2 separate regions of the Homo sapiens genome follow, and region 2 is linked to region 1. A link is a contact called in ENCODE Hi-C or POLR2A ChIA-PET data. All regions are on one chromosome and are shown on one strand. Each heading gives the region's core, a stretch centred on a gene start or an enhancer-like site at or near the end of the contact. The rest is flanking DNA. Distances are from core to core; before and after follow the strand shown. Region 1 holds the start of UTP18 (UTP18 small subunit processome component). Region 2 holds the start of RSAD1 (radical S-adenosyl methionine domain containing 1).

Region 1 (4,385 bases), core at 1,191-3,690:
AAGCAACAGTCTCTAAGTTATAAGAGGAGGAGAGAAAAATTGAGTCTAACCTTTTAAATAGGAGACTGGGGCTTAAGGTGAAATTTATTTGCTGGCTTTTAAATCACATGCATTATTTCTACATTATACCTGTTATGTCTTGACACCCACTTCACCACATTAGAGAGTAATAGGTATATCCAAGATTCTTAGGCCAATAAAACTACTTTTAGAGGCAGCATAGCTCACCAAATGAAGGAGAATGTTAGAAAAACACCCAGTGACAATAGTTTCAACTATCTCAACCACCCAGTGATAAGTACTGGTGCATGCTAATATAAGGAGAATTAAAAATATTGTAAACTCTAAACAAGTATTAAAATGGTTCGTAAATTTCAAATCTCATAAAAGATAGTTACTTAAAAAAAAAAAAGAAGGAGTAAAAGCATTTGGAAGAGAGGCCCTTGGAGGAAAGACTAGCTTCCGAGGAACACAGGTCAAATACGGGTGTGGGCGGTAATCATCTAATCATCCCTCTACCAGGTGATGCTTCTAACCACTTCAGTTTTAGACATCCTTAGAAGTGATTTAGGTAATAAACAAATGTGTTTTGTGATACAAGAACCACGGAGATGACGCTGAAATTTCTAACTTCAAAAAGATGCACTCCTAAGAGAAAACAGGCACGAAATTCCCATATTGTAATTCTTTAGCTTCCTGTAGAAAAACATCTTCAGGCATGTAAGCCAGCACACTTGACACTGACCCAGCAAAGTTTTCGGCTAGCCCTCACTATCTCTCAACCCCCCTTCCTCCACTTCCCTGCTGTTCTTTCTTGGCACACAAAATATAGGCCAATGAGCAGTGGGTGGGTGAGGAGGATGTGAGAGAAAATTTGAGAAGTAAAAAAAGGAGCAACTTAACCAGGACATGAATGAGACTGAAGGGTCTAATAAGGGTAGGCAGACAACAATTAGAACTACTGAAATATGGGCTTTCCTGGGCAGTAGTGAGCTCTCAGTGCTTTTAGGGGTGTAAGCAGGGTTCAGACTACCTACCACTTGTCAGAGAGGCTGCAGAGGGGACGGCTGCTTTGGATGACCTCTAATGTCTCTTCCGACTCTGAAATGTTAGGATTCTTATTTCACAAAGGAGAACGCAATGGTCACAGAAGTCCACCGACTTGAAACCCTTTTAAATATGCAGCCTTGGAGGCTGCTTCCCAAACACCACTCCCACCTCTCCCGCACGTGCCCACCCCGCCCCCTTTCAATATTTCCACCTCCACGTGCAAACCGCCTCGCGGCACTGCCCCCAAGGCAGATAGACACCTTCCCCTGCAAAGCAACGAAACTGTGCTCCCCCTCCCCGCCAAGAAGAGAGGACTACTCCACTCTCCCACCCTGGGTGGCTAAAAAAGGAAAAGTCTCGGATCCAGCCTTTCCCCCCTAGCCAGAGCAGGGGGCGGGGGCAGGACGCAGAGAAAAACTTTCTTCTCGAATTTTTCTTCCAAAGGGTGGAGGAGATGGAGAGAACCCCAACGAGTCCAAGGCTGACGGGGTGGGGGGAGGGGAACCCCTGAATCGTTTAACGGCTGGAAGGGGGAGGGGGGCTCCGGAGGTTGAGAGGGCGTGGGATGGAGAAGCAGGCCAGGGAGCGGGGTCAGGGAGCTGCGGGGTTCCTGGGGTCGGAGAGCTGCAGGCGTCCCCCCCACCTGGCACACAAAGCGGCTGCCGCGCTCGGCTCTCACCAGATCCTTTGTGTTTTCCATCAGGGCCTCATGGGTAGGGGTTGTCCGTGCTCCCCGAGCCCGCGGCGCCCCCTCCCCGGGCTGGGGGCAGGTGCCTCTCCCCGGGACTGCGGCGACTACAGGGGGCCCCCGGCTGGGCCCAGACCGGTGGCGGGTGCAGCAGCCCCCGGATTTCCCCCCTTTAACTCGGGTGGCCCCAGGATATCAACAACATTAGCATAGCCCTCCCTCCCCAGCGCGCCTGCGCCGTGACCCGCGCCCCGATTGGCCCACTTCCCTACATACCCTCCTCTCTCGCTTCCACCGTGGGACCCTCTGCAGGCTCCGTACTCCAAGGACCGTACCAAGACGAAGGGTGGAAAGCGTATTGGGGCTTGTGTCAAGTCAAGTGGTTACAGCCAAGAGGAAAAGCAGAAGTTCCATTCAGCCGTCCCAGTGTATAGTCGGGGTTTCTTGCGCTCCTTTCAATATGTTGCAGCTGCGAAATTGTGTTGGAAAAATTTTCCACTCCAGTCACGCCGCTTCCCCCTACACCCGGAAGATTGGCCCTCCCGGAGGAACTCCCACACGGGGCGGGGCTGGGTAGGGGAGCGGGAGTTACGTAGAGGGAGGGAGTGCTGGTCACGTGGCAAGAGGCTGCGCAGGCTCCTTCCGGCCCCCGGGGCTTCGGCGGCGGCGGCCCGCGAGGGGCCTGGGCGCATGCGCAGCGAGGTTCCACGTGAGCGCCTGCGTTTCTCCTCAAACCTAACGATGCCGCCGGAGCGGAGGAGACGAATGAAACTGGACCGGAGAACCGGAGCGAAGCCGAAGCGGAAGCCCGGAATGAGGCCGGACTGGAAAGCCGGAGCGGGGCCAGGCGGGCCTCCCCAAAAGCCTGCCCCTTCATCCCAGCGGAAACCGCCGGCCCGGCCGAGCGCGGCGGCCGCTGCGATTGCAGTCGCGGCGGCGGAGGAAGAGAGACGGCTCCGGCAGCGGAACCGCCTGAGGCTGGAGGAGGACAAACCGGCCGTGGAGCGGTGCTTGGAGGAGCTGGTCTTCGGCGACGTCGAGAACGACGAGGACGCGTTGCTGCGGCGTCTGCGAGGCCCGAGGGTGAGGGAGGCCGCGGCGCGCGGGCTGGGCGCACTCGGGCGGGGCGCGCGGTGGGCGGTGAAGCTCCGGGGGGCGGAGCCTGGGCGACCTGCGGCGGCGGGGAGCGCTCAGGTGGGAGGGAGCCCGAGAACGCGGGCGCGGAGGGTCGCAGCTGCGGGTCCCTCGCCTCCCTGCTCCAGACTGAAAGTGCCTGGAGGGCGGGGACCGCGTCTTTCTCCGCCCCTGGAGGCGCCGCTGCTCGGGTATCTGCTTTGCGAACTGTGGTCGTGAGCATCTTTCGCTGCTGCTCGACTCCGCTAGCCTCTTCCCAAACTGAGGGTGGTCTTTTGATCACCTGCCTCAGTTCCTTGTGATTCAGGAATTCGATTTCGTTGATGGAATCAATTCGTGGGCACGGGCCTGGGCATCTCCGTTGTAACTATGTCCCCATGTGACTATGAGACCCACCATGTTTTGAGAATGATCGTGTATTCCGTTCATTTAGCAAATATTGGTGAACCTGTTAGTTGCCAGATACCCTTTCTGGCAATGGCAAACCCTGCGTGATTGATCATACTTTTTGCACACATTTTGCTATCCCTTTAAATTCTATACCAGGCTTTTCTTGAGAGAGTCCCGGACATTGTTCTAGGCACTGGAGGAGACACAGCAATGGACAAAACTGACAAAAATCCCTGCCTTTTGGCGCTTGTGTGCTAGTGGCAGAGACAAGATAGAGGAGATAAACGAGTAAACTTCAGGTTTGTTGGTGACAAGTGCTGAAGAGAAAAAAGGACATTCGGGAAAGGGAGATGGGCGTGTGTAGAGGCCTGTGAAATTTTAGATAAAGGGGGCAGAGGAAAGCTCACCGAGAATTACCCAGGCCATGTTTATTACACAAATGCTGACCTAGTTAATGTCAGCTGCTTACCAGAGCCGCCTTCGGGTGCTTGTAGGAGAAGTGGCAGCAATCTTTTTGGGAAGTACAGAACTATTACTGGAAACATGCTGAACTGTGCGACGGTTTTGTCGTCTGGAAAAGGAACAGTGTACGGAGGTGGGAGCTGTTGGGTTTGAAGGCTATTAGACTAGTAGTAGAGCAAGTAGAAACCACTTGGACATTTCTATCATTGGTTTTGGGAAGCTCAAACTCACTTCAAGGGATATTCTGTGGTCTAGGTTTAGATTTTTTTTTTTTTTTAGACTCGCCCTGTCGCCCAGGCTGGAGTGCAGTGGCGCCATCTCGGCTCACTGCAACCTCCACTTCCTGGGTTCAAGCGATTCTCCTGCCTCAGCCTCTGGAGTAGCTGGCATTACAGGCGTGCGCCACCACGCCTGGCTAATTTTTTTTTGTATCTTTAGTAGAAACGGGGTTTCACCATCTTCGCCAGGCTGGTCTCAAACTCCTGACCTCGTGATCCGCCCGCCTCGGCCTCCCAAAGTGCTGAGACTACAAGTGTGAGCCACCGCACCCGGCCTAGGTTTAGATTTGATAGTATAAACTTTATGGTATAAATTTATAACTTTAGAATTTAGATTTAATGGTATATTTATTTTTTACTTATTTAGAGATACGGTCTAACTT
Region 2 (4,385 bases), core at 396-2,895, 780 kb before region 1:
GTTTGTTTGTTTGTTTGATACAGAGTCTCACTCTGTCTCCCAGGCTGGAGTGCAGTGTCGCCATCTGGGCTCACTGCAACTTCCGCCTCCCAGGTTCAAGCAATTCTCCTGCCTCAGCCTCCCGGGTAGCTGGGACTACTGGCACGCACCACCACACCTGGCTAGTTTTTTGTATTTTTAGTAAAAACGGGGTTTCACCGTGTTAGCCAGGATGGTCTCAATCTCCTGACCTTATGATCCGCCCGCATCGGCCTCCCAAAGTGCTGGGATTACAGGAGTAAGCCACCGCGCCCGGCTTCTGCCCTGGGCTTTATACCCTGGGGCCATGTGACATGTTGGGCTGAAGTGTTGAAGGACATGCTTTTTCTAGGGGGACTGGAACAGAGCATGGCTGTGCTGGCCAGTCCTTCCTTCCCTCAGGATGTTGCATTCTCTGCACACTCTACAGTTTTATTTATTTATTTATTGAGACAGTCTTGCTCCATCACCCAGGCTGGAGTGCAGTGGCACTGTCTCAGCTCACTGCAACCTCCGCCTCCCAGGTTCGAGGGATTCTCCCTGCTCAGCCTCCCGTGTAGCTGGGATTACAGGTGCCCACCACCACGCTTGGATAATTTTTGTATTTTTGGTAAAGACGGGGTTTCAGCATGTTGGCTAGGCTGGTCTTGAACTTCTGATCTCAAGTGATCTGCCCGCCTCGGCCTCCCAAAGTGCTGGGATTACAGGCGTCTACAGTTATTCTTGAGAACTACAAGCAAGAAAGGAGGGGAGAACCAGGTCAGTTCAAGGCCACTGGGAGAACTGTCCTGCACCGCCTGCCTCTGAAGCCCATGATGTTTCTGCTTTGTGGGACAGTTGTTCAGGTGCCTGCTTCCCCAGGCCTTCCCCTGCGCCTTCCCCCTCTCTCCTACACACACCATCTGACTGTCCTTCCAGCACGTACACCTCCAGATGCTTGGGTTGGCCTGACCCAAAACAGTCTACTCTCCCGGCCAAGCCAATTGCCCCTGGGATTTTCTGCTCCTCCAAGATCCCGTGCATAGCCCTGGTGGTGGCTCATGCCCTTAATCCTTAGTTACTCTAGATGCTGAGGCAGGAGGATCGCTTGAGGCCGAGGAGTTCAAGACCTCCCCTCTCCCAAATATTTGTAAATGAAATTAAAAGAAAGATCCAGCCCAAGTGTCTCTTCTGCCCTACTGACTCCCACACTCTTAAAACAGATGACCTCACAGCACTGAGGCGGACGGCTCTGGTGTCCAGCAGGCACGGAATTAATACGCCTTGCCTGTCCTGGCCGGTTGGCTTGCCTCTCTCCTGCCAGAATGCAACCTGGCTTTATGCACCTAGATGTCCCCAGCGCCCAGTTCTGAGCCAGGCACATCAAATGTCAAGGAATTGACTGAACAAACTAAGAGCTCCTGGATGGGTCCGGGAACTCGCCCGGGCACAAGGTGCCAAAAGGCAAGCAGCCCGCCTCGCGGCCTGGGGAAAGAACCGACAGGAGGCCGCAGTGAGCGCCCGGGCGCCCGGCAGGTGGCGCCGCAGCCCCGGGCCCGGGCCCTCTTGTCGCGCGGTCACGCAGCCCCTCTTCCTTCCGCCGGCTGCGCACTCACAGTGATCCCTGCGCGCGTCTCCTGCTCGGGTCAGTGCGCCGCGCTGCGCTGGGCGCCATGGCGCTCCCCGGAGCCCGGGCTCGCGGCTGGGCGGCAGCAGCCAGAGCGGCCCAGAGGCGCCGCCGCGTGGAGAACGCAGGAGGGTCCCCGAGTCCTGAGCCTGCGGGCCGGCGCGCGGCGCTTTACGTACACGTGAGTAGGGGCGGGGGCGGAGCCCACGGTGTGTGGCCGCAGCCCTGGCCGTGACCGTGGCCGTCCAAAACCCAGGTGGCGGTTTGTCACTCTATGAACCCGCCTGCCGTGTTTCCGTGCCCCCGTACGAGGTCTGGGATGGGACCCTGTGCTTTGGCAGGGAAATGACTTGGTCCAGAAACCTGAAGTCTCTGCTACTCACCGGCTCGGTGACTCTGACCAAATGGTTCAAATTTCATAACAATTTTCCTCTTAGCAAGACAAAATTTTCTTAAGAGCAGTGTTCTGACTCGGTAGCTGGGAAAATGGCTCATAGGAAAATTGTATGAAAATTATATGATCCCAGAAAGAGCTTGGGTTGAATTCCTTCCTGACGTCTGCTGGTTGGAAGAGGCAGCGTAACAAAGGAGTGAGCCTCAGTTTTCTCACATTGAAGTGGATGTAATAACCCCAGTGCGACCTGCCTTGGGGAGTTGTGTGGCTTAGATGTCCTAGCTACTGTGGAAAGACCTCGGGATAGGGGTGGGGGTGGGGTTGGGGGTGTGTGCGACTGAACCCTGGAAGTGGCCAGGGCAGCTCTCACCGCGCACGTGCACTCACTGCCCCCAGTGGCCTTACTGCGAGAAGCGCTGCAGTTACTGCAACTTCAACAAGTACATCCCTCGCCGCCTGGAGGAGGCTGCCATGCAGAAGTGTCTGGTGACCGAAGCTCAGACGCTGCTGCGGCTCAGCGGGGTGCAACGGTGGGTAGTGGGGGCTGTAGGCAGCGTTTTGGGAAATATTTGGAGGAGTGGTGGGGGATAGGTGCAGGCATCCCAGAGGGCTCCCCCAGGTCTCATTTCTCCATTCTCTTTCCCCAGGGTGGAGTCTGTGTTCTTTGGTGGGGGGACCCCCAGTCTAGCCAGTCCCCACACGGTGGCTGCTGTCCTGGAGGCTGTGGCACAGGCAGCCCACCTGCCTGCAGACTTGGAAGTCACATTGGAGGCTAATCCTACTTCAGCTCCGGGCTCCAGACTGGCAGAGTTCGGGGCAGCAGGGGTTAACAGGTTGTCTATAGGCCTCCAGGTAACCCATGGCACTCACCCCATCCCAGTGCACCCCGCCCTTCAGTGCCATCTCCTCTTTGGTCACATTCATTCATTGGGCAAACATTGATTGAGCACCTTCTGGGTGCCAGGGACACAGTAGGGCCTAGTGCGACACTTTTATAACTCCTTAATTGTCTGCTGCTGTCATAGACCACAGACTTTATGAGAAAGGGATCAGGTGTGGCTTTTCTATTTCAAACACTTACCATAGTGCCTGGCACATAGTAGGTGGTCAAAAAAGATTTGCTACATGACACGGGAGACGCAGACATGTAGCCAGATTATTGCAGCATGGTAAATGTCACCTGTAAAGGGGGTCTCTATAAAAGGCTTCTAGAGTACAGCCTGAAGGGAGGTCACTCTGATGAAATCACTGAAACTTCTCTGGAGGAGATGTTTGAATGAAGAGGAAGAGTTCACCAGGTGAGGGGGTGTGGGGGAAACGACACAGGCCATGGAAGAGCCTGGCATGTTTTGGGGGAGTTGTGAGTCATTCCTTGTGATTGGAGAGGCTGGAAACAAGGTTGCAAGGTAGAGTCCAAAACCTTTGGTGCCTACTAAGGAGTGTGGGTTTTGTCCTAGTAATGATAGGGAGCCATTGAAGGTTTTTAAGTAGGGAGAAACCTAGTCGTCTCAGGTTGACCTCCGATATTTCCGTAGGACTTCCGGGTTGTGGGCTTTGTTCTGATGGAATATGCTGACAGAAACACATCACTTCTAAGATATTCTTACCCCAAAGCGCATATCTTGAATCTAATTGTCAGGAAACCCTGAATTAAGAGATTTTTACAAAATTATTGTGGTAAGAACAGACAGCATGAGATCTACCGTCTTAACAAGTTTTTAAATGTACATACAGCACTGTTAACTATAAGCACAGTGTTATACAGCCAATCTGTAGAAATTATTCATTTTAAATAATTCATTTAAATAATTATAATTCGTAAATAATAATAATTTATTTAAATTCATTAAATTATTCATTTTAAACAACTGGCCTGTATTCTTCAAAAATGCCAGTGTCATGAGAGACAAAGAAAGGCTGAGAATCTAAAGGAGACAGAAGAGACAGCTGAATACAATGTGTGGCCCCTGACTGGGGAGGAAGGAGGAAATTACTACAGTAGATGTTATTGGGACCATTAGCCAAATTTGAATATGACAATGTATTATGTAATGGTGTTGTGTCAGTGTTGCATTTCCTGAACTCTGTAATTGGATTGCAGTTATGTAAGAGAATGTCCTTGTTCTTTAGGAAATACACACCTAAGTATTTAGAGGTTAGGGAGTATAATATCTATAACTGCTATTCAATATAGTGGCCACTAGCCACAGACTAGTGAGCATTTGAAATGTGGTAAGTTAAGTTTAATTCACTTAAATTTAAATAACCACATGTGGCTACTACCTATCATATTGGACAGTACAGATATGAACATTTCCACCATTGTAGAAAGTTCTTTTGGACAGTGCTGGTTTATAATTTACTGTT

Evidence for each region. A loop is a pair of places that touch in the nucleus more often than their neighbours do. ChIA-PET counts read pairs that join two places held with the same protein, here RNA polymerase II (POLR2A). Pooled maps may share reads with other maps.
Region 2: a loop to region 1 is called in a pooled map, with 11 times the contacts of the local background. The contact joins the promoter of RSAD1 here to the promoter of UTP18 in region 1. A Hi-C loop is called at or near these places in 5 of 50 pooled maps. POLR2A ChIA-PET finds 5 or more read pairs at or near these places in 2 of 52 experiments (GM12878 and HEK293).

The regions. Positions count from the first base shown.
Region 1 is chr17:51,258,106-51,262,490 of GRCh38, forward strand. UTP18 (UTP18 small subunit processome component) reads left to right here and starts at 2,441. Exons shown (of 14, transcript NM_016001.3): 1 at 2,441-2,821. The coding sequence starts at 2,480. It overlaps MBTD1 (mbt domain containing 1), which reads right to left and starts at 1,944. Exons shown (of 17, transcript NM_017643.3): 1 at 1,730-1,944; 2 at 1,038-1,101. RefSeq lists silencers at 1,682-2,001, 2,342-2,451, 2,802-2,991 and an enhancer at 3,462-3,511.
Region 2 is chr17:50,477,215-50,481,599 of GRCh38, forward strand. RSAD1 (radical S-adenosyl methionine domain containing 1) reads left to right here and starts at 1,646. Exons shown (of 9, transcript NM_018346.3): 1 at 1,646-1,805; 2 at 2,415-2,548; 3 at 2,666-2,870. The coding sequence starts at 1,671. RefSeq lists silencers at 1,412-1,901, 2,473-2,859.